2 separate regions of the Homo sapiens genome follow, and region 1 is linked to region 2. Evidence: read pairs that join two places in POLR2A ChIA-PET (ENCODE). Cell type or tissue: OCI-LY7. All regions are shown on one strand.

Region 1 (2,500 bases), 500 kb after region 2:
GCAGGTTCTACTTTTCTTCATACCTTCCAATGTACTGTCACTTCTTCCTGGAACACTATCACCTTGTACCTCCATATCCCATCCCCACATATATTAACTCATCCTTCTAATTTCTGCTTCAGATTACTTCTGGAGAATTGTAGCTTAGATAATCCTGTCCTTTTACCCCAAAATATTTATAGTTTTCCTACTATAATTGGCTCTCCCCCATTTGACGATAAGCTTTGAGAGGGTAGAAGAGAGCCAGTTAATGGTAGGAAAACTACAAATGGTATCTTCACTATTTTTCCTTATTTATTTATTATAAGTGACATAAATAGTATTTCTTTAGAATGAATAATGCATTAGAATGGCCTGAGACAGGGCTTAAGGGGATGAACATAGGAAACTATTGTGGTATCAAGATCTGATGGTAGGGTGATAGTGAGGACAGGGTACTTATACTGCTTGACCTGAGCTTGGACATAGAAGGAGAGAAATGTAGATTACTCCCTAATTCTAAGAGCCTGAAAAGCTGGGCAAATGGGTGGTATTAATAGAACTGGGGAAGAAAGGAGGAGCAGCAGATTTAGAGGGAAAACATAAGATTCCTTTTCAGTAGAGTGCTGTACCACATAATGATGTTTCTTTCAACAACAGACCCACATACATGGTCACGTAAGATCATAATGGAGCTGAAAAATTCCTGTCACCTAGTGATGTCATAGCCATCATAATGTCAGCGCATTCCTCACGTTTGTGGTGATGCTGGTATAAACAAACCTGCACTGCCCCCAAGTATGGCAAATATAATTATGTACAGTACATAATTACTTGATAATAATAAACAACTATGTTACTGGTTTATGTATGTACTATACTGTATTTTTTTTTTTAGGGATGGGATCTTACTACATTGCCCAGGCTGTTCTTGAACTCCTGAGCTCAAGTGGTCCTCCTGCCTTAGCCTCCTGAAGTGTTGGGCATGAGATTACAGGGGTGAGCCACCATGCCCTGCTATACTGTACTTTTTTTTTTTTTTTTTTTTTTTTTTGAGACAGAGTCTCACTCTGTCACCCAAGGTGGAGTGCAGTGGCACAATCTCAGCTCACTGCAACTTCCACCTCCTGGGCTCAAGCGATTCTCCTGCCTCAGCCTCCCGAGTAGCTGGGATTACAGGCGTCTGCTGCCATACCCAGCTAATTTTTGTATTTTTAATAGAGATGGAGTTTCGCCATGTTGGCCAGGCTGGTCTTGAACTCCTGGCCTCAGGTGATCTGCCTGCCTCAGACTCCCGAGGTGCTGGGATTACAGGCGTGAGCCACCACACCCGGCCTATACTATACTTTTTATAGTTATTTTAGAGTGTATCCCTTCTACTTATAAAAAAAAAGTTAACTGTAAAACAGCCTCAGAGAGGTCCTTCAGGAGATATTCCAGAAGAAGGCATTGTTACCATAGGAGATGACAACTCCATGTGTCAGTGTCAGTGTCCTTGAACACCTTCTAATGGGACAGATAAGATGTGGAAGTAGAAGACAGTTGATATTGATGATCCTGACTCTGTGTAGTCATAGGCCTAGGTGTGTGTTTGTGTCTTCTTTTTATTTTATTTTATTTTATTTTATTTTAGCTTGCTTTCTCTCTCTCTCTCCGCCAACCCCCCCCCTCCCACCGCCCGCCTTCTTTCTTTCTTTTCTTTCTTTTTTAGTAGAGACAAGTTCTCGCTCTGTTGCCCAGGCTGGTCTCAAACTCCTGGGCTCAAGCGATCCTACCGCCTCGACCTCCCAAAGTGCTGGGATTACAGGTGTGAGCCACTGTGCCCAGCCTGTGTTTACTTTTTTTTTTTTTTTTTTTTTTTTTTTTTTGAGACAGAGTCTTGCTCTGTGGCCCAGGCTGGAGTGTAATGGAGCGATCTTGGCTCACTGCAACCTCCACCTCCCGGGTTCAAGCGATTCTCCTGCTTCAGCCTCCTGCGTAGCTGGGATTACAGGCACATGCTACCACGCCTGGCTAATTTTTGTATTTTTAGTGGAGACAGGGTTTCACTGTGTTAGCTGGGATGGTCTCAATCTCCTGACCTCGTGATCTGCCCACCTCCGCCTCTCAAAATGCTGGGATTACAGGCGTGAACTACTGCGCCCAGCCTTTCATTTTTAATAAAAACGCTTTAAAAGGGGCAGGTGCGGTGGCTCACACCTGTAATCCCAGCACTTTGGGAGGCTGAGGCGGGCAGATCACCTAAGGTCAGGAGTTCCGAGACCAGTCTGGCCAACATGATGAAACCCCATCTCTACTAAAAATACAAAACTTAGCCGGGAGTAGTGGCAGGTGCCTGTAATCCCAGCTACTGGGGAGGCTGAGGCAGGAGAATAGCTTGAACCCGGGAGGCGGAGGTTGCAGCAAGCCGAGATCACCCCATTGCACTCCAGCCTGGGTGACAGAGCGAGATTCCATCTAAAAAAAAAAAGTTTAAAAACGAAAAAAAGGCCGGGCATGGATCACGCCTGTAATCCCAGCA
Region 2 (2,500 bases):
ACTTGCTCCCAGAGCTGCCCTGCCCATTGGGAGAGCTCTTCTGTCTTCCTAGGTGGAAGAATCGTGTTTTCCCTGCCTTTACCACATTCTCCGCCTCTCTGGCTGGTGTCACGGTCCTTTAAGGAGAATGAGCGCATTGACTCCAGGATCTTGGTCTCCCCAGTTTGGCGGCTGGCCCCGACTTGGCATGAGAAATAAATGTCAGTGGGAAAAATCTTTTTAAAGATGTACGTATGTAGTAAAATGCATATCCAAACACAAATGTCGTTGCACGTGTTGATGTGTCTTCAGAAACCTGGGGTAGGGAAGTTTGGTAGGTGGAAGTTACTGTCCATCTCCTTTCTCATTGCATGGCGCATGGAAGATGAGATTTTGGCTTTAGCGTTTCGCTGTGAGTGTCCTGTTTATTTCATGGTCATGGGCCTTTAGTATCAAATTTACTTGAAAACCTTATGAAATTATACAGAAAGAAAGAATGAGGAATCTTGGGTAATGGGAAAGCAACCAGCCAGTTTTGCAAAAATTCCAACATGGGTGATTTTTAACTAATTGGAAAAACATGTCTCTTCTCAGTTGACTTAATCCTTTTTGCAGTGCTGGGGGCCATAAGCGTTCCCAGGAGGTTTAAGGAGCATAATCAGCCCCCAAGGTGGTCTGCACAGTGACAAAAAAGGACAAAGGGCTCTGCCTGCGTCTGAGGGTCCTGTAGTCATGGCCAGCTGTGTCTAGGGGAGCAAAGACCCTGTCTGTCATCAGCCTTCCTGGCTAAGGCAAGGGGATGAGTTTGAGATAGTAGAGTGTGGGCACTTGTTCTGGCTGGAAACTTAGCCTTCAAAACAAGATCCCAGAGGCAGAATTTGAGACCCAAACAGGAAAAGGAAATGCCCAATGTTGAAGCACTCAGAGCGGAGGGGTCCAGAGCCGTTTGATTATAAGCAGAGTGTTGGGTCCTTACACACTTTTACAAAGTTGTTTTCAGAGACACGGAAGTCGATGGTCCGCACTTTCTCTTCCTCATTGGAGTTCCCTGGAAAAGCGTGTTGCCAGGGACAGATGATCTGACGGGGCCACAGCCCCACCAGTGTCCTTAGGAGGGAAACCTGTCAGCAGAGGGACCTCAGCCCTGGCTGATCACATGGGCTATGCTAGGCCAGTATCTGCAGAAACCAACAGCCTGCCCTTAAAGCTCCTAAGTTGGAGAGACCTGCTCGGTCACGATCCTGGCTTTGCTAGCCACACTCAGTCCCCGGGTTCATCTCTCGGGGCCAATGCGATGTTGTTTGTGAGATGGAGAGAATGGCATTGCCCCTACCCCCACCAGGGTGGCTTCAGGATGAAATTCAACACGGGAAGCAGCCTCCCCCCACCCCCATGGACCGAGAGGTGATACTATTAGAGTTATATGGGTTTGTGGTTTCCCCTTACTGTCTCCACTTCCTTCCTGAAACCCTGAAAGAGGCTTCGCAGGAAAGGAAGGGTCTTTCAGATGCCTGAGTGCAGCTGGGAATGGCTGTCCCCAGTTAGCCAGGCTGGTTGGAGCCTAGGGTGAGTTGGCTGGGTTGTGGGTTTGAACCACCAGAATCACTGAGGCACAGCTGGCCCACTGCCGAGTGCTGCCAGCCATCCTGCAAACGCCACCATTGCTCATCCCTGGGAGATGCTCCAGCATTGACCAAAAGGGTTGCCGGGTCTTGTCCTGCTCAGGACAGGCCACTCTAGAGTGATCTATAGTCATACTGTAAGGATAGATCTGGGTCCTGTGCCTCCCACGGACCCTGAGCACAGAATACACATGACAGGGCCCCAGCACACGGGCGGCGGCCCCTCTTGTTAGTATTAATTATGCACTTATGTGAAATGCACCTGCTCTTGAAGAAGGGGACAGCCAATGATTAAAACAGTTGAGGGCAGGTCACCAGGCTGTTGCAGGCTCCATTAAGAAATGGCTCTGAGAGGGTTACTTTAGAGCAAGGGAAGGGTCTTCTGTTGCAGGGGCTCTGTGCCTGGCCAGCACCACCTCCCCCGCCTTTTTTTTTTTTTTTTTTTTTTGAGATGGAGTCTCGTTCTGTTGCCCAGGCTGGAGTGCAGTGGCGCAGTCTCGGCTCACTGCAACCTCTGCCTCCCAGGTTCAAGCGATTCTCCTGCCTCAGCCTCCCAAGTAGCTGGGACCACAGGCGTGTGCCACCATTCCTGGCTAACTTCTTGTATTTTTAGTGGAGACGAGGTTTCACTGTGTTAGCCAGGATGATCTCAATCTCTTGACCTCGTGATCCACCCACCTTGGCCTCCCAAAATGCTGGGATTACAGGCGTGAGCCACTGCGCCCGGCCAGCCAGTCCCTTATTTTATGGAAACCCCAGCCTATTCCAGCCACCCAAGAACCTTCGTTAAGTGGCTCTGAAGTGGGAATGGCTACTTAATTTGCAGGGATCAGCACAAAATGAAAATCAATAATTTTCAGAAATTAAGATTCAAGATGGTAATAGAGCATTCGAGTGAG

The links. ChIA-PET counts read pairs that join two places held together with the same protein. Peaks named below come from ENCODE experiments on the same cell type or tissue, not always from the same donor. Only the 100,000 strongest peaks of a DNase experiment are listed, where the experiment ranks them.
Region 1: POLR2A ChIA-PET joins it to region 2 with 5 read pairs; 2 of 35 experiments call an interaction of 5 or more read pairs at or near these places.

What each region holds. Positions count from the first base shown.
Region 1 is chr16:11,857,677-11,860,176 of GRCh38, forward strand. No RefSeq gene overlaps it. Among named protein-coding and RNA genes, the nearest start is that of RSL1D1, 7.4 kb to the left of the region's middle. In OCI-LY7, no CTCF peak of the experiment used is centred here; no DNase peak of the experiment used is centred here.
Region 2 is chr16:11,360,749-11,363,248 of GRCh38, forward strand. The region is part of intron 1 of LOC105371082 (a long non-coding RNA gene); the gene reads left to right. Among named protein-coding and RNA genes, the nearest start is that of RMI2, 17 kb to the left of the region's middle. RefSeq lists an enhancer at 1,589-1,648. In OCI-LY7, no CTCF peak of the experiment used is centred here; DNase peaks (open chromatin) are centred at 1,333 and 1,833; H3K4me3 peaks cover 1,251 bases.